Linked DNA regions of Homo sapiens: all the other regions are linked to region 3. The links are chromatin loops, found by intact Hi-C in ENCODE. Cell type or tissue: PC-3. All regions are shown on one strand. Region 1 overlaps FOXN2 (forkhead box N2). Region 2 overlaps STON1-GTF2A1L (STON1-GTF2A1L readthrough). Region 3 has its middle 20 kb from the start of PPP1R21. Region 4 has its middle 92 kb from the start of FOXN2.

Evidence for each region. A loop is a pair of places that touch in the nucleus more often than their neighbours do. Peaks named below come from ENCODE experiments on the same cell type or tissue, not always from the same donor. Only the 100,000 strongest peaks of a DNase experiment are listed, where the experiment ranks them.
Region 1: a loop joins it to region 3, with 4 times the contacts of the local background. A loop is called at or near these places in 13 of 110 quality-filtered maps.
Region 2: a loop joins it to region 3, with 6 times the contacts of the local background. A loop is called at or near these places in 7 of 110 quality-filtered maps.
Region 4: it touches region 3 in a loop (8-fold over the local background); 8 of 110 quality-filtered maps call a loop at or near these places.

The regions. Positions count from the first base shown.
Region 1 is chr2:48,341,095-48,349,094 of GRCh38, forward strand. It overlaps FOXN2 (forkhead box N2), which reads left to right. Exons shown (of 7, transcript NM_002158.4): 3 at 5,107-5,657. The coding sequence starts at 5,121. Among named protein-coding and RNA genes, the nearest start is that of FOXN2, 30 kb to the left of the region's middle. RefSeq lists a silencer at 3,193-3,252. In PC-3, no CTCF peak of the experiment used is centred here; a DNase peak (open chromatin) is centred at 3,257; H3K4me3 peaks cover 1,381 bases; H3K27ac peaks cover 3,037 bases.
Region 2 is chr2:48,584,467-48,592,466 of GRCh38, forward strand. It overlaps STON1-GTF2A1L (STON1-GTF2A1L readthrough), which reads left to right. Exons shown (of 11, transcript NM_001198593.2): 3 at 7,187-7,389. STON1 (stonin 1) reads left to right here. Exons shown (of 4, transcript NM_006873.4): 3 at 7,187-7,389. Among named protein-coding and RNA genes, the nearest start is that of GTF2A1L, 29 kb to the right of the region's middle. RefSeq lists an enhancer at 1,067-1,701. In PC-3, a CTCF peak has its summit at 4,909 (motif pointing left); DNase peaks (open chromatin) are centred at 3,225 and 4,885.
Region 3 is chr2:48,416,990-48,424,989 of GRCh38, forward strand. No RefSeq gene overlaps it. Among named protein-coding and RNA genes, the nearest start is that of PPP1R21, 20 kb to the right of the region's middle. In PC-3, a CTCF peak has its summit at 3,948 (motif pointing left); DNase peaks (open chromatin) are centred at 3,832 and 6,592; H3K4me3 peaks cover 368 bases; H3K27ac peaks cover 1,529 bases.
Region 4 is chr2:48,219,022-48,227,021 of GRCh38, forward strand. No RefSeq gene overlaps it. Among named protein-coding and RNA genes, the nearest start is that of FOXN2, 92 kb to the right of the region's middle. In PC-3, no CTCF peak of the experiment used is centred here; a DNase peak (open chromatin) is centred at 3,040; H3K27ac peaks cover 409 bases.

The DNA.
Region 1 (8,000 bases), 76 kb before region 3:
GTTATGTATCACAATTTTATGTGGTTCATTGAAATACTGTTCTTAAAGGAGTAATAAAAAGAAATGTTACATCATAGGCCCAGGTTTCCTTTTATTTATGCATTTGGCTTTATGAAGCAAACTGACCATGCATATTATTAATGCTGTGCTAGTGAATGTTTTCATTTCATTTTAAGATGTAGTTTCTCATAAGACTATAATTTTTAAAATAAATAAAATAGAAAGTTTTCTTGATTTTATTGTGAAATATACAGATCTTTTTGTAGTAATATTGCATATTTATATATTCCTGAACACACTAAAATTGTGCACAGCTGATGGGCCAACTCACTCAAAAGTGAAAAATATGCAGCTTTGTAACCAGAATGCTAACAAAAATAAATCTTAATGAGAATACTAGAATATATTAAAACATATATGAAATTTGTCACAAACAAGTAATATGGTCAGTTTAGGATTTTAAAAAGAACATGAACACTGTGCAAGGAAGGGTTGAAGCTACAGGATGATGGATGCCAGGGTAAAATGCATAAAGATTTGGAAAGAAGAGCTCATTAAACACTTCCAAGAAAGAGCATGTGGCCAAGCTGTGCCAAGAGGAAGAACATGGGTTGAATGAGAATTGTGTACCGTACTGTCTTTTCAGCAGCTTGCTGCTTTCCACTGTGTTAGCCTATTTCGGGTTCAGCTGTTGTTGTTTGGTAGTACAAAAACATAGGCTGAGAAGAATCATGTACAAACCAATATGACTTACATTATACTAAAATCATTCCCTTATTTACCAATGGGCTAATTCGTGTTATGGAAAAGGTTTGTAACAGAACAAGCTGTACTAAGAATATAAGAGGTGGCTTCTGTTTTTGACTTGAGCTCTCTGATAAGTCCATGACCTTTTTAAGATTTGATTTTTGTGTGTGAAATGGAAATACTACATCTAAAAATAATGTAGTACAGCCTTTTCTCCCTTGAGCTTATTGTTTTAATTTTAAACTATAAAAATAATAAGCACATTAAAGAAAAATTGGGAAATAGAACAACAAAGACAAAAATTAGTAATATAAATCACCGTTTTCTTTTTTGTATGTATTTTTTACTTTTTCACTGGTTTTTATAAGCTTTTTAATTTATTCACATTCTTCAAGTCAGTAATTTTTAATGGCTACTAAATATTAGATTGAATAGTTGGGCTTTAGTTTACCATTTCTCTGTTATAGAAAATGTAAGTTGTTTATAGTTTTCCATTATCTTTAATAATTCTTGGATGAATATCTGTGTGTCCCTCCACACATCGTGGGTTGGGAAGGGAATATCTTTTTCCCTACATAAGATTATTTCACAAAAGTGACACATTTGGAATTGTTGGGTCAAAGAATGAAATTTTTAATAATTCGTGATACACATTTCCATTTAGCTTTCCGAAATGGCCCTAGGTCCTTGCCCAAAATTGTTTATTTTATATTTTTTAAAATAAGTTTTTTATATAATTTTTTAATTTATGTATTTGTTTGCTATTTGTATTTAATATGTGAGAAAAGATCATTTGCCTGTTTATCCATTGTGGTGGACTTGGTGTTCCAAATGGATAGTGCTCTGTCTACGGTCATAGCACCCTGAACATGCCTGATCTCATCTAAGTGGATAGTGCTCTAAAGTGTTCTATAAGGATAGTTTATAAACGGCTTTTTTTCCTTCTTGAAAACACAATGACAGTTCAAACCTTACTAAGATAATGTCAGCACTTGGTTTTTAATAATGTCAATACTTGGTTTTTAAACTTTGCTTGGATTAACACTCTGTAACTCTTTGGCATATTTTGCTGCCATACTATTTCTTTACATCTTAATGAAATTTTTTTGTAAACTTGTAATTCAGAGGAATAACATACTTGCAACCATTTAAATTACTTATGAGAAAATTTAGTCAATAGTTATCAGGAGACTGATTTTTGAGTATGTTACGTTAATAAAACTCACTATTTCTGTTTTAAGTAGTATTGATAAAAATTCAAGTTTCTTGAGCGATTGAGAGTGACTCTAATGGCCAGAAATTTGAATATTGAACTTAGCCTCGTTTATAATTTTGGCTCCACTTTTTATTAGCTTTAGAACCTTAGGGAAATGGCTTACTTCATTTCCATTTCCTTATTAACAATGAATTTCAGTTTTTTTTATTGTTACCATTTAGGATGTTTCCTACCATTAAGGATTCATTTCCAAAATAAATTAACTCTTCAAGGCAGTTAGTGCACCTTTTTGCAGAATAGACAAATAATTTGTATTATGAGTTCATTTCCATCTGAAATAATTATGATTTGAGTGTCTACTCATACTCAACATTTTGAAAAGATTCATTAGGAATGCAAAAGTAAAAAACTCTTATCCCAGCTAGGCATGGTGGCTCATGCCTGTAATCCCAACACTTTGGGAAGCTGAGGCAGGAGGATTGCTTGAGGCCAATTGTTTGAGACCAGCCTGGGCAACCATAGCAAGACTCTGTTTCTATAAAAAAAATTTAAAAATTAGCTGGGCATGGTGTGTGCCTGTAGTCCCAGCTACTTGGGAGGCTGGGGCAGGAGGATCGCTTGAACCCAGGAGGTGGAGGTTACAGTGAACCATGATATCGCCACTGTACTACAGCCTGGGTGACGGAGTGAGACCCTGTCTCTTTAAAAAAAAAAAAAGACTCTTGCCTCCTCATGGAATTCACAGTTGGAAAGGAAGGGCATTTATTGAACTAAGGAGTAGTTCAGAGTAAGTAGAGATGATGCATTTTAAAGCCTATGACATAGAATCTGTAATGTAGTAAAATCTCAGCAAATGTTAGCCACTGCTGTTTGGTACTTTCTAATTTCTAGATGTAATGGAAGATAGATGGAGATTTAAGTGACAAGGCAAAAGTGAGACATTAGAAATTAATCACTCCCTTCTTTAACTGAACACTGGGTACACTAAAGAGTGGTTTTTTGTTTGTTTTTTAAGGAAGCAAGACATTATTCAATTCTCATTCGTCATGTTTTTAAGTCTCTATGAATAGAGAGACTTTGATAAAATGAATAATTTGGTCACTTACATAGTACAGGATATCAGTTCTGAAATACATTGTGTGCTCATATATGTGAATGTTTATTTATGTGTGGTTTTCATAAGAGATTGAAACAGAAACCAAATCCGTTATCGTTTGATCTTTTCCTTTTTACAGTGTTGTGATGTTTCAAGTTATGGGTGCACAGGAGAGAGATAAGAACTGGATATGGAAAGAATGCTGTTAAGATTTAAAATGAATAGGATTTGAGTCATTGGTGCTCATGGGTGTTGTGTACATACTGTTGCCAGCACATATTGTGGTTAGAGTTTTGTTTCTGGAGTCAGTCTGCCTGGATTTAAATTCTGACAGTTCCACTTACGCTTAACCTCTCTGATTAATTTTCCTCATCAATAAAGTTGAATTAATAATAGTGCCTACCTTATAGGGTTTAATTGACAGTTAATTGAGATATCATATGTAAATTGTTTAGCACAATGCCTGGGCACTAAAGTATTATCTAAGGCTGTTGCTAATGGAGTGCTCTGAGGCTAACTACTTCTGGTGGTAGCTCCCAGAATCCAGATAAACTGTTCTACATCTAAAATTAACTAGTTTTCTCTTTTACATAACTGACATAAAAAGTAGAAATAAAATTAGCCGGTTTTCAGAATTCTTGAAGTAACCTGCCATCTATGTCTTAAGCAAAACAAACTCTGGAGGTACCCCCCCCCCCCAATTATTTCAGTTACACAAGCATAAGTGGGTTGAATAGGATAATAGTCGGTTTTTCACTGAATTTAGAAATGAGTTATCTTTATGAGCCATTGAAAATTAATTAAATAGCACATTAGCCTGTTGCTTTCTTCTCTGGTCTGTTATTGTCTCATGATAAAGTTTTTGAATAGAAGGGTGTTTAAAGTGCAAAACAAAAATAATTTGAGAAAATAGAAATGAAAAAAGAATAGTAACAGCTATTTTTCGCTCTCCTTGAAAGTACAGGGACAGTTCATACCTTACTAAGAGAATGCCAGCCTTGAAATGTCAGTACTTGAGATGATATAGAATGCAGAGTTTAAAAGTACTGGGATTTTAAAAAGAAATGATAACTTATAGTGAATTTAATTTAGCTAATGATAAATTTAGTGAATAAGAAGTGTTATCTTGTTAGACTTACGGAAGTATAGAGTAGAATGGTTGGTAACCAGATATGGGTGGTGGGGGTAGGAGGAGGGTGTAGGGAAGGGGGAGATGTTAGTCAAAGAGTACAAAGTTCTGGTTACACAAGAGGAGTAAGTTCTAGTGACCTATTGCATAGCATGATGACTGTAGTTAATAATAATGTATATTTCAAAATTCCTAAAAGACCATTTAAAATGTTCTCACCACAAAGAGAGATAGGTATATGAGGTGATGGATATATTAATTAGCCTGATCTAATCATTTCACAATATATACATGTATCATAATATCACATTGTACCCCATAAATATATATAATCATTATTTGTCGATTCAAAATAAATAATGAAATAAAAATGTTATCTCTTTTTAGTATGACGTGCTGTAAAAATAGTATACATAGTTTCTTTTTATAGTAAATATTTGAGATTTGAGGAAAGGGTTTATTTTAAAATATTGCTTAAATATTTCAAATTTATTATTTTCAAGATTCAACTATTTGTATATAGTAAAATCATAGATTCTTAAGATACGTATAAAGTCTTATAGTTCAAAGAAATAGCCTGTCCACTTTAAGTAATAATAGCCACTTCCTATTAGGTGATTAGTGTGGGCTAGGTACTTTACTAAGTATTTAAAATACACTATTTAATTGTGTTAATATCACCCATACACCTGGTCCTATAAAGCTGCACTTTATTTACAGCCATTTCAACTAATATAAGTTATTTTCCTTGTATTATAACCATTAGTATCTTCATTATACAAATGTTGTGCTTAAATATTATGTGGGACAATTGATTGCAAAATTTCTCTGATTTGGGGATATTTACATATGTATTTTCTTTTTCCCAGAGTTTAAGAATCTAAAGTATTACATTGATAATTGTTTCCTTTGTTGCAGAACTGTAAGAGTAAATGGGTCCAGTAATTGGAATGACTCCAGATAAGAGAGCTGAAACCCCAGGAGCTGAAAAGATTGCAGGATTAAGCCAGATTTACAAAATGGGAAGCTTGCCTGAAGCTGTTGATGCTGCCAGGCCGAAGGCCACTCTAGTGGACAGTGAGTCAGCAGATGATGAACTCACAAACTTGAACTGGCTTCATGAAAGCACTAATCTTCTAACAAACTTCAGCCTCGGAAGTGAGGGTCTTCCAATTGTTAGTCCATTGTATGACATAGAGGGAGATGATGTGCCATCCTTTGGACCAGCTTGCTACCAGAACCCAGAAAAAAAATCAGCGACTTCAAAGCCCCCATACTCCTTTAGTCTTCTCATTTATATGGCCATTGAGCACTCTCCAAATAAATGTTTGCCTGTCAAAGAAATTTATAGCTGGATTCTGGACCATTTTCCATATTTTGCTACTGCACCAACAGGCTGGAAGAATTCTGTTCGACATAATCTGTCCCTGAATAAATGTTTTCAGAAAGTGGAAAGAAGCCATGGCAAGGTCAGTGTTTATGAACATTGCTATATTTGGTGAGGTGGGGGGACTAATTAACATGGAGCCCTTAAAATATCTGGAAATCGGGGAGACAATAAGTAGTCAAGTCAAATTACTTCAGCTGAACTGAATTATATTCATTTGTTTTCACTTGAGATGTTTTAAAATTTCTTAAATATTGATATAAATTTAGCAGAATTATGTTTTGTCCACTATAGGTACCTAGATTAGTCTTTTTATTATTTTAGTTCTTTGTTTCTAGTTTCTGTAGTGTTCCTATAACTATCAGCATTTGATTCTTTATTCAATATGATAATCTCTGCCTTATAATCAAAGTATAGACCATTTAAATTAATGAAATTGATATGGTTGGGTTTAAATCTATCACCTTGCTATTTATTTGATTTTCTTTTCCACTTTTCCTGCCTTTTGTGGGATGAGGTGTTCTTCACTTTTGGTTTTGGTGTTTTGGTGCTTTTTTTTTTTTTTTTTTTTTTTTGTGAGACAGTCTCGATCTGTCACCCAGCCTGGAGTACAGTGGCGCGATCTCTGCTCACTGCAACCTCCGTCTCCTGGGTTCCAGCGATTCTTAATGCCTCAGCATCCAGAATAGCTGGGACTACAGGTGTGTGCCACCACGCCCTGCTAATTTTCGTATTTTTAATAGAGATGGGGTTTTGCCATGTTGTCCAGACTGGTCTTGGAACTCCTGACCTCAAGTACCACCCACCTTGACCTCCCAAAGTGTTGGGATTACAAGTGTGAGCCACTGTGCCCAGCCGAGGTGTTGTGTGTGTGTGTGTGTGTGTGTGTGTTTTATGCTTCAATTTTATCTCTACTATTGCCTGATTATTTATGTATTTTAGTGGTTGCTATATGGTTTTCAGTATACATCTTTAATTTATCATTGGTCCACCTTCAAATAATATTATACCATTTCACGTAACTGGCTCTTTACAGAAAAAGTTGCTTGGCACCTGATGCCCTATTGGATTAATTCCTTTTGCCTGGAGAAGTTTATTTAAAATTTCTCATTATTCAGTTTTGCTGGCAATGGTTATTTTAAACTTTTTTGTGGGGTGCAGGTTTAGAATTCTAGGTTGACATTTTTTTCTTCTATGTATTTTAAAGATGATTTATTGTCTTCTGGCTCCCATAGTTTCTGGTGAGAAGTCTGCTGTCATTATTCCTCTTTATGTAATGTCTCTTTTTTTAATTGCTGTCTTCAGTATTTTTTCTTTCTCTCTTTATCACTGTTTTTCAGCAGTTTGACTATAGAGGGCCTAGATGTGTTATTCTTTATTTTTATCTTGCTTTGGGTTCTCAGTGGTTCTTAAATATATGGTTTATTGCCTTTCATTAAATTTAGGAAATTTTTGCTCATTATCTCTTCAAATATTTCTTCTGCCTCACTCCTACTTTTAGGACTCCAAGTAAAAATATATTAGACCATTTGCTATTTGTCTTACCTCTTGATTGCTTTGCCTTTCCTCCACTCTTTCTCTCTTAGTTTGGATAATTTTTATTGATTTTTCTATAGGTTCACCGTTTTTCTTTGTTGTGTTCATTCTGCTGATAAGCCCCAATGAAGGACTTCTTCATGTTTTTAATTTCTAATGTTTTCATTTTCCTTTTAAAAAAGTTTCTGTCTCTGCTAAAATTCCCCACTAGATCCATAAACATATTAATTATAGTTATTATATAATGTCTGTCAGTTTCAATATCTGGTCCATCTCTGGATCTGGTTTTGCTGACTGTTTTAATCTCTTGTTTTTGTATGTATTTTATAATTTTGGATTGAATATCAGACATTGCAAAAGAATGGCAGGGACGGAAGTATGTAATATTTCTACCCAGAAATAGGCATGCCTCTACTCTGTTAGGCTGTTAGTGTGAACAGGTATTGGTCAGTCTAGTTAGTAATTGAGAAGAGTTTTGAGTGTTTGTGGTTGCAGTAATTACCATCAGTACACCACACTCTTCAGACTCCTACAGAGATGGACTGCCAATACTTTGTGTTTAAAGTGAGGCCTGGAGCAATAGATGACTTTTTTGTCTCAGCATTACTGCTACAACTTCATCTTCTAGCTTGTGCCACATTTGAGGTTGGGAGAGAGGTAAGATAGCTCTCTCTGTTGCCCTTCCTACAGCACTAGATTGCTATTGCTTGTTACTTGGAGCAAGGCTTTTGGATGGGGCAGAGTAGGATCCTTGATTCTTCTCCAGCATTAGTCTTAAACAGGTTCTGCATGCCTGTGCTTCAGGTGTGAGTCTTTCTGTGCCTCCCCCAGGAGCAGACAGTCTCTCCATCTACTCAATATAGAGTCTAGAGCTGCATTTTTCAGTAGC
Region 2 (8,000 bases), 170 kb after region 3:
CATGTTGGCCAGACTGGTCTTGAACTCCTGACCTCAAGTGATCCACCCGCCTTGGCCTCCCAAAGTGTTGGGATTACAGGTGTGAGCCACCATGCCTGGCCAAACCTGACTATATTAGAATAACTTGAAAGCTTTTAAATCATCTCAATGTTTAGGTTTCACTTCATGCTAATTAAATCGGAATCTCTGGCGGGGGTGGGCGGTGGGGAGGGAGCCAGATTCCAAGTATTTTAAGATCTCTCCAGATACAAGGTGTAGCCAGAGGGAAGAACACTGCTCTCCAGGTGTTGTAAAGTTGTAGAACCAGAAGAACAAGCCCCAGACTACAATTGACTTGAGGGGCAGCACTGCCCGTACCCTGGAGGCCATGGGACCACCTTGTCCATGACTCTCTGTTTGTTGGTTTAACACCTGTTGACTGATGAGAGCTTGAGCTATGGGCAGGATCCTTCAGGTGAGAGACACAGGCCTAGTGAGCTGAGGAGCTCCAGGACCCTGTGCAGAAGGGAAGTTCCTACATTGTCTTTCTTCCTGACACCCCATACCCTTCTTCATTAATGCCAAATTTCACCCCACAGCGTTCTCAAGACTCAGATTAATTATGTTCAGTTCCCCCATACTAGCAAGGATAGCTCAGGCTTAGGGCAGAGTGAGGTGGTGATGGTGCAGCCTGGTCACAGTAAATGGTCTCAAACAGCACATTCTGATCAACTCTGCTGTGATGGGAGGGAAGGTCAGTATCTTCTATGATATAATCCACTGAGATGATGTTTCCTGCTTTCTTTTTTTTTCTTTTTTTGGGATGGAGTGTTGCTCTGTCACCCAGGCTGGAGTGCAGTGGTGCAATCTTGGCTCACTGCAACCGCTGCCTCCTGGGTTCAAGCAATTCTAGTGGCTCAACCTCCCAAGTAGCTAGGATTACAGGCCCGCACCACCACACCCGGCTAACTTCTTATATTTTGTGTAGAGATGGGGTTTCACCATGTTGGCCAGGCTGGTCTCGAACTCCCAACCTCAGGTGATCCACCCGCCTCGGCCTCCCAAAGTGCTGGGATTAGAGGTTTGAGCCACCGTGCCTGGCCCCTGCTTTCTTTTATAACTTGGCTAGAGAGGCAAATTGAACCATTTGCATCATCATGCCAGAGAAACCAGTTTTAAGGTCTTCATACAAGGTTCCAAATGGTCTATTCTAAAAGTTACTTGTGCTAGTTTTAGGTTAGAGGGTTTAAACAAAATCAGAGTATTAGCTTTTGTTTTGCTCAACAAAAAGGGAAAGAGAGGCAGGCAGAAAGTCAGGCAGGCTGGAATGCCTATTGGAAACTCCTGGATCTGCAGGTTTCCCCTGAAATCTGGGTGATAAACTAACTCCTGTTGTTTTCCGTTGATCCTAGAGATGGTCTCGAGGACTAGAACAAAAGGTCCAAAGCAGTTTTTGCATAGACTTGAAGTGGTAATTATGCTTTTGAGAGAGAAGCACAATAGGCTCAGGCTGTGGGCTTGCCCACGTGGTGTGAGAGGGACAAGAGCACAGGCTCCCTTTGTAGTCCATTCCTATTGCTCTACTTAGAGCAGGTGCTCCGGGAGGCCCTGAAGGAAATAAGCACTTGGCTAAAGCCTGGCCAGGGTAACCACACTTATTTTTCAAACTGAGAACCCATACCAATCATCTTTTCTAATTTTGGGAGTGCAGACACGTATGAAGCTTTTTGTGAAAATGATCCTGTTTATAATACTGCATTTTTTTCAGAGTCATTGGTGTAGTTAACTGATTCAATCAACAAGAATTTATTGAGAAGGAGTCTCACTCATTTACTCCACAAACATCTACTAAAGTTCTTCTAGGTATAGGTTCTGTGCTGAGTGTTTAAGAGATACAGACACAAACATGATTCCTACTCTACCAGAAACTTAACAGTCTAGAAGGTGAGACAGACTCTGAAGCAGCTACCCAAATGCACTGTGGAAAAGTGCATAGTTCCAGGCTTGGACAAACATATGCACTTAGGGATCCCAGAGGAAAGGGTAATAAACTGCCTGGGGACTAGGGAGGGCTTCGCTGAAGAGCTGATGGCTGGGAGAGTCAATAGAGTTTCCATCAAAGAAAGAAACAGCAGAACCACAGGTGTGTGGGTGGGGGATCTTACCTAAGTTTTGGGGCTGAGGGAGTGGTCGGGGAAGAGACCAGTGTATTAAGACCTTGTGGGCCATGCTGTGGGGTGTGAAGTTTATCTGTCAACAGGGCCTCGGGGTTGTTTTCGGCATGACTGCTACAGAATCATATCTTGTTTCAGAAAGGCTGGCATGCAGTGCAGAGGAAAGATTTAGGAGTAGATTATAGACACAGGGAAGTTGGGAGGAGGTAAGGGTTGCTGAGCAAAGGCAGTGGCAGAGAGAGAGAGGCAAGAGATGGGTGAGCGAATTCAGGGGAGGTGCCCCTAAGTGATGACAGATTCTCTATGGGCATGAGGGAAAGGGAGGGAATGGGACAAGGTCAGGTGCTCTGGCTGTGGTGGATAGGTGGGCAATGGTGCCATTAGCCGAGATAGCCTGGGATCTTCTCATCACTCATCCTTTTAAAGTCTGTTTCCCAGTCCTGGCCACATGTTAGCATCATTAAAGCTTCAAACACATACCCATATTTGGGCCCCATCCCCTACTAATCGGGCTCTATGAAGATGAGGCTCAGGTGTTGATGTTTATAAAGGCTCATGCAGCCGGGGTTGAGAACTACTGACGTGATCCCCTAGGCAGAGATCATTCCTCCCTGCTCTGCATATGCCTTTGTCTTCCAGACCTCTGTTATTGCTCTCCCATGAGTATTTATTTATTTATTTATTTATTTATGAGACGGAGTCTCGCTCTGCCACCCAGGCTGGAGTGCAATGGCACCATCTTGGCTCACTGCAACCTCCACCTCCTGTGTTCAAGAGATTTTTCTGCCTCAGCCTCCCAAGTAGCTGGGACTACAGGTGCGCACCACCACGCCTGGCTAATTTTCGTGTTTTTAGTAGAGATGGGGTTTCGCCATATTGGCCAGGCTGGTCTCAAACTCCTGACCTCGTGACCTGCCCAGTTTGGCCTCCCAAAGTGCTGGGATTATAGGCATGAGCCACTGCGTCCGGCCTCCCATGAGTATTTATTAGCAGTGGAGCTCACCAAGAACAATGACAAGAATGGACATTTCCAGGGAAACTGGCTGGACCTGATCTTGGCCTTCAGGAATTCTTTTGTAAAACCGTCATATCACCAGGCCCACAGAGGACAACATTTTACAGGCATTTCAGTCAATTACACAGTGATAATTCACTGAACAAATCCTTTGGGATCACAGCTGCTTTATTGAGATCAGGTCTGTGCACAAAGAGGAGGCCCAGGGAAAACACAGTGGGGCTGTGTCAGGTGGCGTCCAGAGGGCATGGTGCAGCTGTGGGCCTGGCTTGGGGCAGGACATTTCTGGGATTACAGGGCCCTGCCCCAAGCTTCTCCGTTGAGGGGGTAGGGAGGGCAATGCAGAGAGTGAGAGGGTGCCAGGGCAGGCTATAAGCTAATTTGCCTCTTGAGAAGTAGGGTAATAATAAGGTTGGAGCAGAGAGGAAATCTTTGTCCTAAGGCAGTGCTTCTCAAACTTTTGTGGGCCCAGGAATCACCTTGTTAAAATGTGGATTTTGACTGAGCAAGTGGGATCTGGAATACTGTGTTTCTAACAAGTGCTGATGTGACGCCAATGCATCTGGCCCAAGGAATACGCTTAGAATAGCAGGATCCCAGAATGCATCTCTATTTTTCTATATGACTTTTAGATCAGTTGTGTATTTAGAGAACATAAAGTTTTTAAAAAGCTCTTTAAAATTTTATCCTTTTCAAGATTGTCTCGGAAAACTTTGCATTATTTGAAAAGATACTTCGAAAATGGAAACTGAATGAATAGCACTGGAGTGCAGTGGCGAGGTCTCAGCTCACTGCAACCTCTACCTCCCAGGCTCAAGCCATCCTCCCACCTCAGCCTCCCAAGTAGCTGGGACCACAGCACGTGCCATCACACCTGGTTAATTTTTTGTATTTTTGGTAGAGATGAGGTTTTGCCGTGTTGCTCAGGCTGGTCTCGAACTTCTCAGCTCAGGCAACCCACCCGCCTTGGCCTTCCGAGTGCTGGGATTATAGGTATAAGCTACCTACCGCACCTGGCAAGAACATATAAACTAGTCTACTATGTTCTAATTATAAAACTTTTTTTTAAATTTTTTTTCCTTCCTGGGAATTTGAGGGATCAGGATTGACCTTTTTTACTGGGGAAATCACCTGTGATTTCTGGAAAGGTGGGGAGGGCTGCTGGTCCCTTAATGTCCCTTCTAACCAGCTTGTCAATGCTTAGTATTCCTTTGACAGTGGGCAGGTCTTTCATTTTGCAACAAAGGTTTGCCTGAGGCACTAGCTCACAGACTTCATTCATACTAAGGTGTGAATGACAGCAGAGGAGCTTAGGCTTTGTTGGGGTGATAGAGAGAGAAAGAGAAAGGAAGAAAGAGAAAGACAGCTGAAGACAAATGAGGATGCTGGTTAGCCAGAGGAGGTGTATATGGTGGCACAGAATTATTAAGGGGAATGAGAGTGGTGGAGGAGCAATTAAATATATCTACCTCTAACTTCCCAATTTTTCGACTTTTCTCTTTTTTTCTTCTGCCCTGTCATCAGCACGTTGGTTGCTCTCTCCTCCTCCACTCTGTCATCCTCTTGCTATTCTTTCCCTTCGGCCCTCTAACAGTTCAGTTTCAGGTGTAAAATATTTTGGTTCAGGAGGGACTGGATATCAACTAGACCTAAGATTTTGTGATTTACATTCCCCGTCCTAAGAAAAGGAATTATGTTGAGTGAACAATGACCAAAGCTGGACAGTTCCCCCTGGTGGTCAGCACTGCGACAACACGATTTTCCTCTATCTTTTATTCATTAATTGGTGAATTTGAAAATAATCTGTTAAGCCCCAAACATGACAGACATTGTGCTAAGGACAGACATGACACCTGTCCCTGTGGGGCAGAAAGTCTGAAGAGGGAGTGTGTTACTAAACATTGTAGAGCATTTAGCATTTTCAAAAGCCTTAAAAAATAAGCCAGAAAACTTGAAAGGAAAAAGGCTTTTACCATTTTTAAAGAAAAGCAGGTAGAAAGGTTTTGTTTCTGACATTTTTTGTACCACTAAGTCTTCAATTTGGGTTTAGTTCTTCAATTTTCATCGTAAAATTTCCCCAAATAATTTTTTCTTATAAAGTGTGAGTATCAAATCAGATCATGTGTAGTATAATTTTTAACTCCGAATGTGTAACATTCACAGTCCCTTTATTAGCAAAATTATAGTAATTAAATAATACTGGCTTTATAATTGAATAGCACTTTGCAAAATAATATGTCTGGCTCATCTATATTGCTATAGAATACTACTGCCCCAGTGCTGTATGCATATGAACTGGTTAATCCTCACAACAGCCCTTATAAGGTTCAGGTTATCCTCATTATCCACATTTTTAGATGAAGAAACTGAGGCTCAGAGAGATAAGCAATTTGTAACCCTAGCCTTAACCACTTTGCCATAACAAGACAGAAGAATGCCTGCAGTAAGTGTAAATGAACTTACTGTATCCTCACTGCAGACAGAGGACTAAAAAGAGTAATGGGGTTTGCAATCTTTCTGGGTGTGTGTGTATGAGAATGAAGTTATCACTTGCCTCCAGTGATCAGGTTGTTAAGAGCACCTCAGAGGCCACTGTTGTCCTACCCTTCCTGTAAGTGGTAGAGATGGCTAATGAGCATCTGTTGGTTAACTGATTGATGATTTCTCAAGGCTTTTTACAGCCTTAGAATTCTATTAGTCACTCTACAAGAAACAGGTTGTATGGAACGAAAGGTAATTTATCTTTTAAGAATTAAGTGAAATCCTTTAAACTCTTGTTTTTGTGCCTAAAGCTATATTCTGATGGAAATGCTCTTTCTCTAGCTATGTCAGTGGTACAGTAATTTAATCTGGTTCTTGAAATTACTCTTTATCTCATACATTTATTTAAGTAAAGATAGCCACATTAGATATGGAGATGCTATGAACAATGCAACAGAATCATGGAATGTTTGTAAAGCTGCTGCAGTGATTACAATGAAAATATTGATCATTTCCTTATAACACACACACACACACACACACACTATATGACCCCCATCTAAAATCTTTGAAATATATCCAGTATCTCTGGGTCTGGCACTGAACCTGGCCTGGCATAGCACAGATGCTCAATAAGTGACAAATTGAGTGAAAACCAATATTAGATTAAAATATTAAAGGCCAATATGCCCATTTCTACTCTGTATAGCTGTTCCAGTCAAAGTATTTTGGAAGGATGAGTGAGAATTACAGTAGGGAAAAATAATTTGTTCCACTGAAAAAAGAATTCTTGGCCTGGAACATTTTCTGAAAGTTAAGTTTAACTTTTAAAAATCAGAATTTTAAAATAATGCGACTTAATTTGGGCTGAAGTTTATTTTTGAGTTATCTGTAAATAGATGGTAAGGAAATGAATAAATTAATAATTATAAGATGTTACTCAGTCTAAGAGAAAGAGGCTTGTACAGGTCTTGAGCACATTGTAGCCAAATAATTATGTTTAATATAAATATTACTCATATCTTTTAATTAAGGAAAACAATTAAGTTTAAGCATATTACTATATTGTTTAATATAAATTAAACATTAATATTAAAAATATTGCTTAAAATAAATATTTAGCAAATTATATTAGTATAATATAGTAATTATATTGTTATATACTAATATAATTTGCTAAATATAGTAATATTTCTAATTAATATTAGTAATATTTCTAATTGAAAACATTTTTAGGAGTTCATCTGTGCCTGCATATAGTAATATATTTTTTATTTTTATATTTTTGCCATTCTTATTCAAAATAGTAATGAAGTTGTACTTGTTTTTAAAGCTAGTACTTAAAAATGGCAGACAGCTTTCCCCCTAGTTGGTGCAAAATTGTAGATTTTCATGGTATGTTGTTTAAATGGAATTTGCACTGCTGCAGTGCTAATGAAATTCCTTATTAAGGAGAGAGATGAGTGCCTTTTATGTTCAAGAGAAATGTTCAATGGCCATTAAAATACTTTGACTATTTGATTTTTTTTCCCTCGAGGTCTAGATCATCCCCATTGTCTGTCATACAAATTAGAGCTTGGATCAGACCAAGAAATTCCCTCTGATTGGTATCCATTTGCTACTGTTCAGTTTTCCGTGCCTGACACCTGTGCCTCAAGGACAGAGGTCAGGTCTCTGGGAGTGGAGAGTGATGTCCAGCCACAGAAACATGTTCAGCAGCGAGCTTGCTACAACATCCAGGTACATCCCAAAACTTCTAGAACTGTGACCTGATTTGGCTTTAAATATTTGTTTTGCTGTCTTTTGTGATCGTGTATGTGTTGTGTGTGTGTGTATATGTGTGGTGAGATTTGCCCTAGAGAGGATCTCAGCTATGGAAACTTGATGGCCACCATTGAGCTTAGTTCTTCCTATCCATTCTGGAGAATGTTGGGAACACTTAATAATTTAGCTCTCAATGAAAAACAGGACATTAAAAATGAATCTACATTTTAGAAGCATATTTATAATAAAAATTATGATGTTAGGACACCATTTCTCAAAATATGTGCTGCAGAACATGTGTCCCATATAATTATCCAACAAAAGAATAAGTTGGGGAATGCCGTATACTAAATTAATGTTAAATAAAGGCTCCCAAGAAGTCCTGCAATAAGGAAACTTGTTAAACTTAGTTAACCCAGTTTTTCCCAACTCATTGGCTATTGTGTCTTGTCTTTGTGGGTATGTGTATGTAAAACACTTATCCCTATCTTGTGGAATAGTGTTCTGTGGAGCATGCTTTAGGAAATGCTGAGTTACTCTATTATGGTAGTTTTCAGTTTTTTTTTTTTTAAGACGGCATCTCACTC
Region 3 (8,000 bases):
ATAAGAATATCAAGTTCTTGGTGCCCAGTAGGCATCTAATAAATGAGAGTTGTTATTAATATGTTTAATCCTCAAAAACAGACATACCTACAAAGACACACACACACACACACACACACACACACACACACACACACACTTATGGTCCTTTTAAAGGAATTCCATCTTTGGTGGAGACAGATGGATACCCCCTTCAGACCCTGAGCGTGAACATTGAATATCTATTCTTTGCTTTTTTGGAGCCTGGGTCATCTGAATACAATAAATATCCCTGAGAGCCTCTGTGAGTTCAGCCCTGGCTAGGTCAGCCCCTGAACACACACTACCAGGCTAACTGGGAAAACAAAACATCTAAGTAGGAAAAACATCCCAAGACTGCATCTGAGTAAGTAATAACTATTCTGTGGCATAGATGGGGTTTGAAGTTCAAGATCCACCTGGAATACAATTGCAAGTGCTGTGCAGAAAGACTCTGTGGGGCCAGGTGCGGTGGCTCATGCCTGTAATCCCAGCACTTTGGGAGGCCGAGGCAGGTGGATCACTTGAGCTCAGGAGTTCAAGACCAGCCTGGGAAATATGGCGAAACCCCATCTCCACAAAAAAATTAAAAAGTAGCCAGACATGGTGGTGCATGCCTGTCATCCCACCTACTCAGAAGGCTGAGGTAAGAGGATCACTTGAGCCCAGGATGTGGAGGCTGCAGTGAGCCATGATCATGCCATTGCATTCCAGTCTGGGCAGCAAAGTAAGACCCTATCTCAAAAAAAGAAAAAAAAGAATTTTCCTCCCGGTCCTGGAGGAGGAATATCTTCAAAACTGCCTGGAAGTTCTGGCTCCTGTCTGGGGTACACCTGAACAGGACCCTCTTTACCAGCCCTATCTGCTCCCTCTGCTCACATAACTGGTTCAACAGCCACACTCCTCATTTCTGTCCCCAAATAGAATGTATGCTTATGTGTGTGGCTTTTCACATGCTGTACCCTATGCCTAGAATGCCTTTCCTCCCATTCCCCCTAAAACTTCTATCAAAGCTTAGAGCCACCCTGAATTGCTCTCCTCTCATAACCCACATCCTGTCTGCCAAGACATCCAGGTGGGCTTCTATATGCTGCCTTCAGAAAACACCTAGAATCTGCCTTTGAGTCACCATATTGGTAGTGAATACCTAATCTCTGAACATGTCCTCTCTTACCTGAATCACTGCAAGAGCTTCCTAAATGTTCCCTGCTTCTGCCCTTGCTTCCCTGGCCCCCTGTATGCTCTCAACACAGCAGCCAGAGTGACCTCCTTGCAACACAGTCAGATCATGTCATATCTCTGCTCAGAATTCTCCAAAGCAGAGGTGGGCTGGAATGGCAAGCATTAGTTAGTGAGGGCCAATCCTGCACATCTCTCCCCTATCTGTGGTCAGGAATGCCACACTCATGGCTTGAAATAGGCCAAGGTGGGAGATTTACCACAGAAATTGGCAAATGCTACAAACCAGGGCTTTTTATTTTTATTTTTCTGAGACCTAGTTGGCCAGCATACCGCTGCTCCTATGATGGTACATTTCTCTCAGAGTCAAAGTCCAGGTCTTTAAAACTCCCCACAAGGCCCTCTGCAATCTGACCTTCTCTCCTCCTTCCTTGCCCTCTGCTCCAGTCACACTGACCTTGCTGCTCTTCAAACATGCCAGCACATTGTAGCGTCAGGGATTTTTGCCCTGGCTGCTCCCCATGTCTGGATCACTTCCCCCAGGTAACCATACCTGGGCTCTGCTTATTCCTTCTCTTATGGTAAGTTCTTGCTCAAATGTCACCTTCTCCTTGAGGCTTACCTGACCACCTCCCCAAAAATGCTAAACCCCTCTCCAACTCTCCTGACCTCCTTACACTGTTCTATTTTCCCCACAGCATTCTAACCCGCTATAGAATGCACTTACTTATTCTATTTTTTATTCATATTTATGCGCGGCATCCCTCCCCGCCACCCCACTAGAATACCACCTCCATGAGGGCAGGGCCTGTTTTCTTCCCTGATGCATTCCAGCACCTATAAGGGTGCCTGGCACCCAGAAGGCACTCAGTAAGCATTTATTGGCTGACCGGCTAACCTGATCTTCAAATGCCCACCTGCTCTGTATATCTTCCCTAAACTTAGCACCTTCCTGCCTTCCTCCTCTCCATCCCCAGAAGGTCCAGGCTTTTGTCCCTCTATGTTAGTGGAGTCCTCTTTGTACATGAAGCTGCTAAAGTGCTTCTGTTGCACCATAATGATTTTCTTACTAATGGCCTCCCCCATCAGCTGGCTATGTCTGAGCTCTTCAAAGCCATCTCCAGCACCTATCCCAGTGCCTGGCACATGCACCACCCCATTGGTCTATTAAATGAACATATGAATGTATAGAGGAACAGTAGCCAGAATTTAATTTTTCACATTGATTCCTTTTCTCCTCCAGAGGCCCCCTTTGGTGATAGCTCTGCTAGGAAGGCCTAGAGCAGGGAGGGACTGGGAGATATCATAGAGGGAGGCAAAAGGGGTGCTTCTGGACTCTATGCTCTGAGCAGTCTGGTTATGACTATCATGCTCCTGCCACTTCTCTGCTCAGCCGTTACTCCTGCCTTTCATAAGCTCTGATCTCCCTTGATCCCTGGCTAGGGTCAGCTTTACACACAGGGAAAGAAGACTGCTGACCGTGGTGTGATGCCAAGGCTTCAGGAAGGGTTCTCATTCCCAAATACTTTCTTTCTCTTTGTGCCACTTTCCTTGGAGTCTTCTTGGAAAGCAAAGCCTCAGCTACCTGGTTCACTGCTTGAGGTCGTGATGGATGCGTAGAGTATTTTCAGTTTTTCAAAAGGTTTTATGGAAATGCTGTTGTTTCTGTGTTGCTCAGAGTCTAGTGGGGGAGTCGGAAGCATGGGGTTATGGTTGTGGCAGAAGCTTCCAAGGAAAAGCTCAGGATGCAGGAAGAATGCCTGAGGGGAGGCCTTTGGCTGGGAGCACGGAGGGGTCCAGGAGAGGAACTCTTCAGGCAGAGCCAACAGCATCTCGGTGAGCACAGGGCAGTGGGGACCGAGAGGCCGCCCGGGCTGGAGGGCAGTGAACACGGGCAGCGCAGAGTGGCACCGAGGAGGGAGGGGCTGATTGTGCAGGCCCCTAGGCCATGACAGGGCTTCTGCTTTTTACTGGAGGCCACAGGGAGCCATCCGAAGCTGCCCCCTCTAAAGGATTTTCTTGAGCGGGAAGTGGCAGGATCAGATCTGCGATTGAGAGAAGCCCTCCCTCTCTCATCCTCCCGCTCAAGCCCTGTGTCCTCTAAAGCCCTGGCTCACGGAGCAGGAAGGTGGCCTGGAGCCCAGCAGGCACTCAGTGCATGGCCAGAGGGAACGGGAGGCCCAGGGGTGTGCAAGAGAATGGGCGCCCGAGCCTGCAGAGCGCCTGGCAGTTTAGAGCGGTCCCGCCATCTTCGGGGTCTTCCCTGCCACAGAGGCTTCTGAAGGTCGAGGCCCCTCGTCTGTCCCCAGTGACGCCCCTGTCCACACGGGCCAGCTCACTCCTGCTCTGCTAGCCAGGCCTATCCAGGACAAAGAAGGGGCTGTGCCCCTGCAGAGAGGGGGGTATCCTTTCCCAACCATCAAGTGAGAAGGAAGGGTCCACACCCAAAGCTAAGCCCCAGGGGAAGACAGGATGTCCCAACACATCCTGTAGAAGCACCTAGTCATCTTCCAGTTACCAATTTGCCTTACTTGTTCTGTTCAAATAGGGTAATTGTTTCCCCAAAAAGACTTGGGTATAGTGGAATGAAGTCACCAGAGACGTGCCTAAACAATGACAAACACCGGTCCTGGGTGCGCCGAAACCCTGGTAACCAGTTACTCAGACTGCGGGGCTGATTTTATCTTTCCTGAAGCAGCCGCGGAGCAAATTCAGTGATGGCACGCCCCCTGGTGGTGATACGAGGTTCTACCAGGCAGAAAGGACCGTTCTGGGGAGCGACTCCTCTGGGTGGAACGGAGAACGGGAGGAGGAGGAGGTTTCCGGACGTTCTCAGCGGCACATATTCATGGCTAATAATAAATGTTGATCTGTTGATTGAAATATGAAATAAAAGTGATTAATATAACCATTAGTAATCAAGGTATTGGAATGTGAGAATTTTAATAAAAGGTAAATCATCAGCCAAGGCAGGAAGAAAGCAGGGAGAGTTGGTCTGATAAGAGAAATAACTTTTGAGAGCGTCCATATACTTTCTGCTTTGACACTGTGGGTATTATATACTGTCTTTGTTTACCTAAGGCAGCCTCTCTTTTTATTTTGAAATTTTTCAAATATACACAAAACAGTGAAAAGAACTATAAATCCCCACATACCTACCACCCAAGTTCTGGAATATCAAGTTTTTGTCACTCTTGCTTTATGTATCCGATTTTATTTTATTTTATTTTATTTTGAGATGGAGTTTCACTCTTGTCCCCCAGGCTGCAGTGCAGTGGCGCGATTTCGACTCACTGCAACCTCCGCCTCCCAGGTTCAAGCGATTCTCCCGCCTCAGTCTTCTAAGTAGCTGGGACTACAGGTGCATGCCCGGCTAATTTTTGTATTTTTAGTAGAGACAGAATTTCTCCATGTTGGCCAGGCTGGTCTTGAGCTCCTGACCTCAAGTGATCTGCTCACCTCGGCCTCCCAAAGCGCTGGGATTACAGGCGTGAACCACCGCACCCGGCTGGCATGTTCTTACATAGCCACACGCCCTTATTTCATCAAAAACATTATGTAGGCTGGGCGCCGTGGCTCACGCCTGTAATCCCAGCACTTCGGGAGCCCGACGGGGGTGGATCACGAGGTCAAGAGATCGAGACCATCCTGGCTAACACGGTGAAACCCCGCCTCTACTAAAAATACAAAAAATTAGCCGGGCGTGGTGGCGGGCGCCTGTAGTCCCAGTTACTTGGGAGGCTGAGGCAGAATGGCGAGGACCAAGGAGGCGGAGCTTGCAGTGAGCTGAGACCGGCCACTGCACTCCAGCCTGGGCGAAAGTGCAAGACTCCGTCTCAAAAAAAAAAAAAAAAAAGAACATTTTATAATTCCTTGGAGTCATCTAAATCAAGCTCGTTCAACCCGTGGCCTGCGAGCCACATGCAGCCCAGGACGGCTTTGAATGCAGCACAACGCAAATTCGTAAGCTTTCTTAAAACATCATGAGATTTTTTGGTGTGATTTTTCCTTTATCAGCTCATCAGCTATCGTTAGTATTAGTGTATTTTATGTGTAGTAAAAGAATTCTTCTTCCACTGTGGCCCAGGGAAGCCAAAAGATTGGACACCCCTGATCTAAATGACCATACAAACAGTCTACATTTAGGCTTTCTTGAAAACTTATTGCAGTTGTCTGGTTGTTAGGTCTCTCTATCTCTCTCTTTCTCCTCTCTCTCCCTCCCTCCCCTTCTCTCTCTCTCCACCTCCCATTCCTTGTCCTCCCCTTCCTCCCTAACTGACTTATCCTTACATATAGTGAAACGCACAGGTATTAAGCATACAATTTAATGAGTGTTGACAAATGCTCACACCTGGTAACCCACACCCTCATCAAGATAGTGAACATTCCCATCACCTCAGAAAGTTACCACCTGTGCTTTGGCAGCGAACTGTGTCCTCACCCCCAAACCGCTTATCTGATTTCTTTCACCATGGATAAGTTTTGCCTGTTCTAGAATTTTATATAAAATGCACGCTTGCAGTGTGTAGTCTTTTTGAGTATGGCTGTTTGTGCTCAGCATGATATTCTTGAGGTTCATCTGTGTCTTTACTGAGTTGCATTCCATTGCTCGCATTTACTACAATTTGTTTATGCACTCTCCTCTTACTGAGCATCTAGATTGTTTCCAATTTAGGCTATTATGAATAAAGCTGCTATAAATATTTTTGCATAAATCTTTTTATGGACATATGTTTTCAGAGTGTACACTTATGTTTAGCTTTATGAGGAAAAACTTGTCTCATCTAAAGCACTTCTTGGTCTCCCTTTTTGTTCAGTTGTCCAATAGTTCAATATTCTGCACATACCCGTCAGCTTCCTTGTGGTATCACTTACCTGGTCCCTGCTCTGATTTCTAGATTTTGTTTGTTGTTGTTTTTTTTTTTTTTTTTGGAGACATGATCTCACTCCGTCACCCAGGCTGGAATGCAGTGGTACAATCACAGCTTACTGGCAGGTTTAAACTCCTCAGCTCAAGCCAACCTCCTACCTTAGCCTCCCAAGTAGCTAGAACTACAGGTGTATGCCACCATGCCCAGCTAAGCATTAGAAAAAGGTTATCTTTTGTAGAGATGGGGTCTCCCTATGTTGTCCAGATTGGCCTTGAACTCCTGGCTTCAAGCGATTCTCCTGCCTCAGCCTTCCAAAGTGCTGGATTACAGGCATGAGCCACTGAGCCTAGTCAAAATTCTGAAGGAAAATGCTGGAGTTTTTATAAACTGAAAGTTGGATCTAAAACCTGGAGGAGGGAGGCAGAGGTTGCAGCCAGCTGAGATCACATCACTGCATTCTAGCCTGGGTGATGGAGTCAGACGCTGTCTCAAAATAAAAAAATAAAACCTGGAGAAGACACACGTTAGTCACTATGGCAAGAATGACTCAGAAGTGATGCTATATTGTTTATCCTGCATCTCATTAGAAAGCACGTAAGTGGCATGCTTGCCCCACTTGCAGTTAAGACAATAAGACTGATCAGTAGATCTAAGGAGTGGAGGCCTGATTCCTCACTGTATCCTCCATCAACCTCTCATCTTTTGGCTTCAGATGATCTTTACCTTGAATAAATTCCTTTGTTAAGGATTACAAAATAGTGGCTTTTGAAATTCTGTCATCTCTCTACATTTATTATCTGGAATTCTTCTGTAAAGAAGCTTCCTTTATCAACTTTCCGTCATTGTCATTTGGCAAAGGCGGGAAAATGTGTAACTATTTGTCTGTAATTGCATGTGTCACTAGCAGTTTTAATTCACTAGCAATTTTAGTTGCTAGTGAAAAGTTTTAATCTGGCTGATTGTTAGAAACTTTCTAAAAGCTAAGACAAGAAAAGCTCTCATAATGAAGTATTATTCAAAATGTAAGTATGAGAGCTCCCTCATCTTGCTTTAAGAAAAAGATACATAATATAGAAAAACATTGACATATCAATGGACTTGGATCCACTCTGGGCTAAACAGTTATAATTGTAATGATAATAACTACTAACATTTAGGGAACATTTCTTATCGATTTAAATTAATAATTAAATTGAATTAATGTTTGTGATAAGTTATTGAGAAGATAAAAGTACTAGTCATTGTGCAGTCTAGAGGGCTTTAATCAAGTTAGATTTAACTTTTCCCCTTGAGGAAATCATGGATTCGTTTTATTGAGTAGACATTTACTGAGCATTCACTTCACTGGTAAAACAAAGATGAATTAGACCCAGACACTATGAGGCCTCAAGGGGCCTAATAGATGAATTTTGTCTCACTGGTTCCTGGGACTTGCTTTGGTCAGATATTTATGGTCTCTGTTGTGGTATGTACAAAGAACACCCTGAAGCGCTTGGCAACACCCTGAGGTCAGATATCACCTGCCCTATAGGCAGGTGACAAATAACCGGCTCTGGGATGGGGGAAGGGAGAAGGTTTGATTGGTAACATTTGCCTATTTCCGTGGTGCAAATACAACCACCATGGCCTGTTTCAACCTGCCAAAATAATGTCACTGAATGCCGAGTTGCAAAGATATGCATAGCACACCATTATATAGTATTTCCACTATACAGATACAATAGAGGTAAATAACGTCACAAGCATAGATAATGATTAAATAGAGTAAAATAAGGAAGGGATGAGCTTTGAGTATTTATTATCTTTGTAATATAACTTAATTGTAAGTTTATATAATTTAATTTTTAATGATGACTATGTTTAACAAGTGGCTTGCACAATTTCTGAAAATTTAACAGCTCTAGAGAGCCAGTATGTATGAGCCTGCTCCAG
Region 4 (8,000 bases), 200 kb before region 3:
TTACCTCATTTTTGTCTCAGTAAACTACTTAGTTCCATCACATCCAATCTCTTCTTCCAGGTATATAGGGGTCCCAGGTCAAGGTATCTGGAAGCAGGATGGCCCTAAGCATGCACAAAGCTGGCCAACAGCTCCTTCCTTACCTTTGAGCTGGACATCCTGGGAAGGAAAAATAATTCAATGGTCAGTTCCAAGGGGTGAGCTAAATGTAAAACCAGAGCCCTAAGGTTTGTGTTGATAGCAAAGTACAGAGATGATAGAGGAGCAGGTTTGGAGGAGGTAAACTAGTGATGTCCCCAGAGGCAAAAGAATTGAAGAATGTTTTAAAGGAGAGTCAGTAAGCAAGCCACTGGTTGGGGAAATTCCAGATCCCTGGTTCTTCCTTCGCTTTCCAAGCATGATTGCCATCACCAATACCCAGCCCTGAACTGAATCACGTGGCTGGGCCCCTGCTACCCAGTCTCAGACTTCCCTGAGCTGCCTACCACCCTGCCTAAATTTCTGAAGGCCTCCGATTCCCACCAATCATGAAGTACATGCATGTACCTCCAACAACCAGCATTGTGTGGCCATATTTTTGGGATGCCTTTGCAGGACTGGATTCACTGCTAGCAGCTGCAACTTTATCAGCTCTCCAGTGAGTCTTCCCCCCATTGATTTGTTCTGGCCTCTAGATCCCAGCTTCCCAGGTCAATACTGTTAACCAAAGGGAACCACACCCTATGGGGCCTCATAAGCTGGTTGCTATATGAAATTCATATGTCAAGTTAGATAGCAGTTTCTGCCTAGAGTGACTTGTCTGTGAAAACAGCTAACCTGAAACCACATAAAAAGTGGATCACCATATTGTTGCAAATTTAATTCAGAGCAATGAACACCAATGGTACAAATATTTGGACAGTATCAGGCCAATACAAGTACAGGCCCTGTTATCAGATGTCAGAAAAAGAGGGCAGGTAGGTTAATGGATAACAACTGTCAGAGGTTAGGACAGATCAAGGATATGTCAGGTTAAGCAATCAGAGTCCTGTGATATATAAATCTGATTCTGAGGCAAAGTCTGCCCCAGATCACACATTGCCAAGGCAGCATGTGATCCGAATTGAACTATGCTCAAAACTTCTCACTCAACTAAACAATTATAGGTGGCTAAAGAGGGAGCAAGGGAGTGGCAGAAGGTTCTAAACCTAATAGTAGGTACATATGCAGCTTGGTGTAGTGAAGAAAGCACTTGACTAGGTATGTAGACCTGAGTATGGTCCTGAACTCCTCTCTATGTCCCTTATTCCAGAAACCTCCACCCTGATCCCAAACCTTGCCCAGTGGGGTCTTCTTGCTTTCAATTTAGCAAGCAGAAGTTTGTTCTACATCAGTCCTCCACCTGACTTTGATGGCCTAGAGTAGGTATTTGGCCCCTTTAGATCTGCTTGGTAAGGGAGCATTCCCGGGATTATTGACAAGCAATCACCATTAGTGATCTTGGCAACACTTCCATTCCTGAGAGCAAATAGCATGTGTCCTTAGCAGCTGAGGCCCCCATCTGAGGTGTTTAATTTCCAAAGGGAATCTTGGTGCATGTTGGGCCTATAGAAACTTCTAGCTAAGAAAAGAGAACCAGTTCTCTATATATGAAATGTCCTGGTCATATAACTACAATGAGACATTTTAAACCAGTTTCTCTTTTTAAAAAAGAAACAGAAATTTATTTTAAAAGAGGAACGAACAGCACTCTGGCTTTTGAGGACTTTACTTTTCCCCAATTCTGAAGGTCCTGTATTCAATCTGTGTATTGAAAACTGTGTTTTACTTTTCCTGGGGAAGTGGCCCCTGCCCTGGTTGTCCCCAAAATGTCAGCAATGTGGGTAAATGCTAGCAAAGTAGCTGTCTTCTGCTTTAGATAAAATTCTACCTGATCTTTTTTCTCCTTTCTCCCTAACACAAGTCAGCAGTTAGCATAAGAAAAAAGAATCCAGAATTTTCTAAACATTTGACACATTAAAAGTCTCAAAACTCATTTGCTGTTGAAATGTTGAGGTTTTTCTACCACAATTCCTTAACACACCTCCCTCCTGACCAGTCATCTTAAAAAGTAACTTTCAGCTAGGCGCAGTGGCACATGCCTGTAATCCCAGCACTTTGGGAGGCCGAGGCAGGTGGATCGCCTGAGGTCAGAAGTTTGAGACCACCCTGACCAACATGGTGAAACCCCGTCTCTACTGAAAACATACAAAAAAAATTAACTGGGAATGGTGGCAGGTGCCTGTAATCCCAGCTACTTGGGAGGTTGAGTCGGGAGAATCGCTGGAACCTGGGAGGCGGAGGTTGCAGTAGCCAAGATTGCTCCACTGCACTCCAGCCTGGGCGACAAAGAGAGACTCCATCTCAAAAAGAAAAAAAAGAAAAGAATAGATAAAAGTAACTTTCATTATTTAACTTCCTGCCTCAGACGTCTTTACATGTCAGGTGTGGTAGCACATGCTGGTAGTCCCAGCTACTTGGGAGGCTGAGGCAGGAAAAATCACTTGAGCCCAGGAGTTCGAGGCTGTAGTGTGCAATGATCATGCCTGTTAATAGCCACTGCACTCCAGCCTGGACAACTTAGTGACATTCTGTCTCTAAGAAAATAAAAATAAATTAAACCTCATTGCTATTTAAAAAAAAAAAAATCTTTAAGAGTGCTCATGTCTTCAGGGTAAAGTCAGATTCCTTACCCTAGCATTCAAAGCCCTTCACCGTTAGGTCTTATTGCCTACTAGTCTCCTAAAGGAACTCATAGTTCAAGCCAGAGAGATCCGATCACTGCTTTTACAAAATATCTTATATGTTTCCTGATCCTCATCTCTGCTTCTGTCATTTTTCCTTCCTTTCCACTTACCCAACAGTTACAATTCTTTAAACACCTAGCTCAAGTCCTTCCTCCCTCATAATGGAAGATTACAGAGCCAGGGAGCTCTTCCTCCCTGCTATATTTGCATCACCTATTTGCTATCTGCTCCCATCATTTGGCGTGTTGTCTTATGACAGGCTTTGTATGTATTTTTAACTTGTTTTCTATTCTGCTCATGTACATATTTACCTTTTCAACTTTGATGTTTAACTTTAAGGTCAAGGATCATATCTACCATTGTATTAGCACATCATGACTCACAATACTTACTAATTTCAACTAATTGACAGTTTAAAGAGGAGGCAGAGTTCAGTGACTCATGCCTGTAATCCTAAAACCTGGGGAGGCAGAGGCAGGTGGATTGCTTGAGCCCAGGAGTTCGAGACCAGCCTGGACAACATAGCAAAACCCCATCTCTAAAAAAATATAAAAATTAGCTGGTCATAGTGGCACATGCCTATAGTCCCAGCTACTCTGGAGGCTGAGGTAGGAGGACTGCTTGAGCCTGGGAGGTCGAGGTTGTAGTGAGCCGAGATTACCCCAGGGCACTCCAACCTGGGCAACAATGCTAGATCCTCTCTCAAAATTTTTTTTTTTTTTAATTAAAGGGGAAAATTTTTTGCTTTCATCTTTTCTTACAACCTTCCCTACTTGCTTTGTATCATGAACCATTCCAGTTGGAAGAGCCAACATTGTTCTTTCTGGTTGGAACTTGTGTGGAATTCCAGGTTTTTGCACAGAAAGGGAACACTCCAGGAGAGAGAGAGAAGGAAGCTCTTGTAGTACTAGGATGGCTATCTCCATGACTTCCACCTTTCATCTGTAGATGTCCTCTCCCTCCATGAGCATGCTGGTGCCTCTTAAACACTCTGGCTCAAGGTAAACAAACACAAAAGGCCTTCCCTTGGACCACCTTCCCACAAAACAGACAGGCTTTATTGGACACTAAGGGAGGCCAAAAGAGAAACAAATGCAAAGAAAAACAAAATAAAGACAGACTCCTCTAATATAAATTTTGAGTCCTTCTAACATGAACTCAATCCCAAGGTTCTCAGGACTTGTCCTATTTTACAAGGCATCTACAGTGTCTATAGTCTATCCTCAAATAATGACAGCAAAAATTTTAGGCATACTCAGGGTCTTGTTTCCTATTCTCCAAATTGTGTCAGGCTGAAGTGTGACATTTTATGACCCACTATTCCCTTTTTGGCCATATGTCCTACACTCTCTATTTGCCCAATGTGGCACATCTATAAAACGAGGATAGTTATAAAGCTGATGTGAGGATTGAATGAGGTAATCCAGGTATAGCAGTTAGCATTCAGAAAGCATTCAGTAAATACTATTCATTACTATTTCACAAGCAAGACTGACAAAACTGACCTGTGGTTGAGAAAAGAGTGGGTTTGGCCAGCTGTGGTGGCTCACGCCTGTAATCCCAGCACTTTGGGAGGCCGAGGCGGGTGGATCACAAGGTCAAGAGATCAAGACCATTCTGGCCAATGTGGTGAAACCCAATCTCTACCAAAAATACAAAAATTAGCTGGGCATGCTGGTGCATGCCTGTAGTCCCAGCTACTCGGGAGGCTGAGGCAGGAGAATCGCTTGAACCTGGGAGGTGGAGGTTGCAGTGATCACGCCACTGCACTCTAGCCTTGCGACACAGTGAGACTCCATCTCAAAAAAAAAAAAAAATGGGTTAGGGACAGGGAGAGAGAGACAGAGAGACATTTCAATTTTAACCCTACTACCCATACCACTCATCTAGGGCACCTCCACCACCTCTTTCTAGTTTCTTCTTTTAAAAACATGACTCTCATGCACAATGACTAAAGAGCACAGCTCTACTCTTTCAGTCCCAAACAACACTTACATCCTAATGTAGTGCAACAATTGTTACACTCAACATAGTAACAAAAGAGTCCATTTTTCTAATGGTTCATTTCTACCAGTCCAATAGTCTCAATATTTTTTCTCACTGTGATATAATCATGCTAATTGTCCCAACTACAACTGTTCCACTCCTCTGTCCTTAATTCAAGACGGAATATCACAAGCATCTCTTCGCTTTCTTCCTGGAATGCTTGCAGAACTCATAAAATTGTTCAAACAGATCACCTTGTGACTTTGATAAAATCCTTTTCCCTATCTGCGCCTCAGTTTCCTCATTTGTAGGTAAGTGTATCTGACAAGATGATCTCTAAGGTCCCTTCCAACTCTCACCTTCTCTGTTGAGAGCTTTGAATGTTGGATTATGGAGTTTACTTAAACTCATAGTCAATAGGCAGCCACAGAAAGAAGTTGAACAAGAAAAGCATGTGATTGAAATTATTAACGACGATATTTAGAAAGAATAGGAAGCACAGGGGAGAGAATTAATGAAGCTTGAACAGGAGAGATGGGTGATATAATGGGAAAGCAAAAGCTTCTCAGGCTCAGCAATCAATTGGATATAGGCAACAAGGGAGGCTGGGAGTCAAAGGATTGGTGATTGGGGTGTTACAGAAACAGAGAAGTAGAAAGAAGTCATGTTTTGAGGGTAACACAATAAGTTCTGTTTTGGACATATTCTATACTTCAACGATTCCACTCCAAGGCATAAACCCCAAGGAAATTCTCGGACCCGTACAACAAGATATGTATGGAAGAAGGTTTATTGTAACATTATTCACAATAGCAATAACAGGCCAGGCATGGTGGCTCATGCCTGTAATCCCAGCACTTTGGGAGGCTGAGGCAGGAGGATCGCTTGAGCCCAGGAGTTCAAGACCAGCCTGGTCAACATAGTGAAAACCTGTCTCTACCAAAATTACAAAAGTTAGCTGGGCATCATGGTGTGCACCTGTAATCCAAACTACTAAGGAGGCTGAGGCAGGAGAATCGCTTGAACCTAGCAGGTGGAGGTTGCAGTGAGCTGAGATTGCACCACTGCCCTCCAGCCTGGGCAACAGAGCAAGGCTGTCTCAAAAAACAAACAAACAAAAACAATAGCAATAACCAATAATGGGAAATAATTCACACTGCCCATGAACAGGAAAGTAGATAATAAACTATGGTATAATCATGCTATAAAATAGTATACAGCAGCCAAAACAGGTGAACTACCATACAGCAATATGGATATCTGCAATATAACAGAAATTAAAAAGTTTCTTACATACAGAATGGTATCCTTTTTATAAAGTTAGAAATAGCCAACATTAAGAAGATATATATATGTGTGTGTACATATATAATTTTAAGGAATATGTGTTGATATAATATCATAATATTTAAGAAACAAAGGAATGATGAACACAGGAGTTAAGATAATGCTTTTTTTTTTTTAATGTGGAGAGACACTGGGATGCAATGAGGGAGCTGTGCCATTAGATACAGATTACCGTATACAAGATACAAGGACCTAGTTTTCATCTTGGATTTTCAAGTGTTTATTACATTATTTAAAAGTAACTGACCAAATAAACAAACACATAAATGATCAGGGGAATAAAATGTATTAGATATAAATCATTGCTCTAAAAATGGATCCTAAAGAATATTACAGGGATTTTAAAAATACAACATAAGAAGATAAAGCAAATTGGTACAGGAATAAATTAAAGAAAAAATGAAAACATCTTATAAATGAATGCTACATTAGCAACAACCAAAAATAGGAAAGTATGATAGAAAGCAGGTTAAGACATGAGGGAAAGGCTAGACAGACAGAATGAAACAAAAAATATATATAAATGATAGAGAAAGTATACAAAGGAGCTTCAACTCCTTAAAAAAAAACTCCTTAAAAAAGAACCAAGATTTTAACTAGAAAATTGCCATCAGCAAAAAGATCACATATTCCATAACCATGTAATTTTTAACCAATAACATACAAGCAGAAATCTTGTGTGTCACTTCAGAGATGTTTCCTTAATAAAGGGGTAGGCCCATTTATTTTTCCTTTATCCTGCTGCCTGACGGCTGGTACTCAAGCAGCCTTCTGGACTACAAGGACAAGGACCATTCTGTAAGAAATGGTGGAGCGGTGAACTGAAAGGGCTGTAGGTCTGTGATGAATTCATGGAAGCATCAGGCCAGTTCTGGACTTCTTCTATGTGAGGAGTAAATAAACTTCCAACTTGTTAAACTCTGTATGTAAGTGTTGGAAGCCTCCTTATAATCAGCCAAATTAAATACAATAATTATGACAGTGGCTGCCATTTAGATCATATATATATATCATCTAAATATATATATATATATAATATATATATATATATATATTTAAGGGACAGGCCTTCTCAAATTTGGGAGGAAAATTAAATGATGAAACTCAGCCAAAAAAAGTCAAATCAAAATAATATAGAAATAGGGACTATAGAAGCCATTAGGGAAGTATTAATAAAGAAAATTTAATTTACTTAAATATAAAACTAAGATTAAATGAGAATTATGATTACAGACGAAAGGTGATAAAATTGAGAGTATGGTACAATGGTGAATATGCTGATTTTTTCATCTTGCATCACATTGGGTCAATAAATACAGTTAAAAATTGAATTTTAAAAGTTTTTTTAAATGATTCCTAGTTTTTTAAATAATTTTTTTGAAAAATATCTTGGAACTTCCATACTGAAGAAGCATTTTTCTAAAGTTCAGTAATTCTTACAGTTTCACTTCAATTTTCTTTGACTTTCTTAAATGCAAGTATAACTAAAGTTATTATACCTTATTTTGAAATAGCATATAGAGTAAGATTCTCATTTTTGTCTGCCAATCTATCATTCTACCTATATTTACCTACTTACCTCCTCATCTTTCTGTCTATATCTTAGAAGCACGTAGAAGGTTTTGACAGATCTTCAACAAACATCATTTTGTGTGAGTCTGAATGGTGGAATTTATTTTTGTTTGCATGTTTTAATAAGGATCATGTACTATTTTGATAAAATAGATCAACTCTGTAAAGCCAATTTTTTTTAAACAAAGGAATTCTCCCACTTTCTTCTGGAAAAGTTTTATAACTATGCACAAATGAAAATGAATACCTGCTTCCATAACCAGGCACTAACAGAAATTATGTCCCAAGATTTTGATTTTGCTATAATCATGAACAGAGGTAGTAACTGCA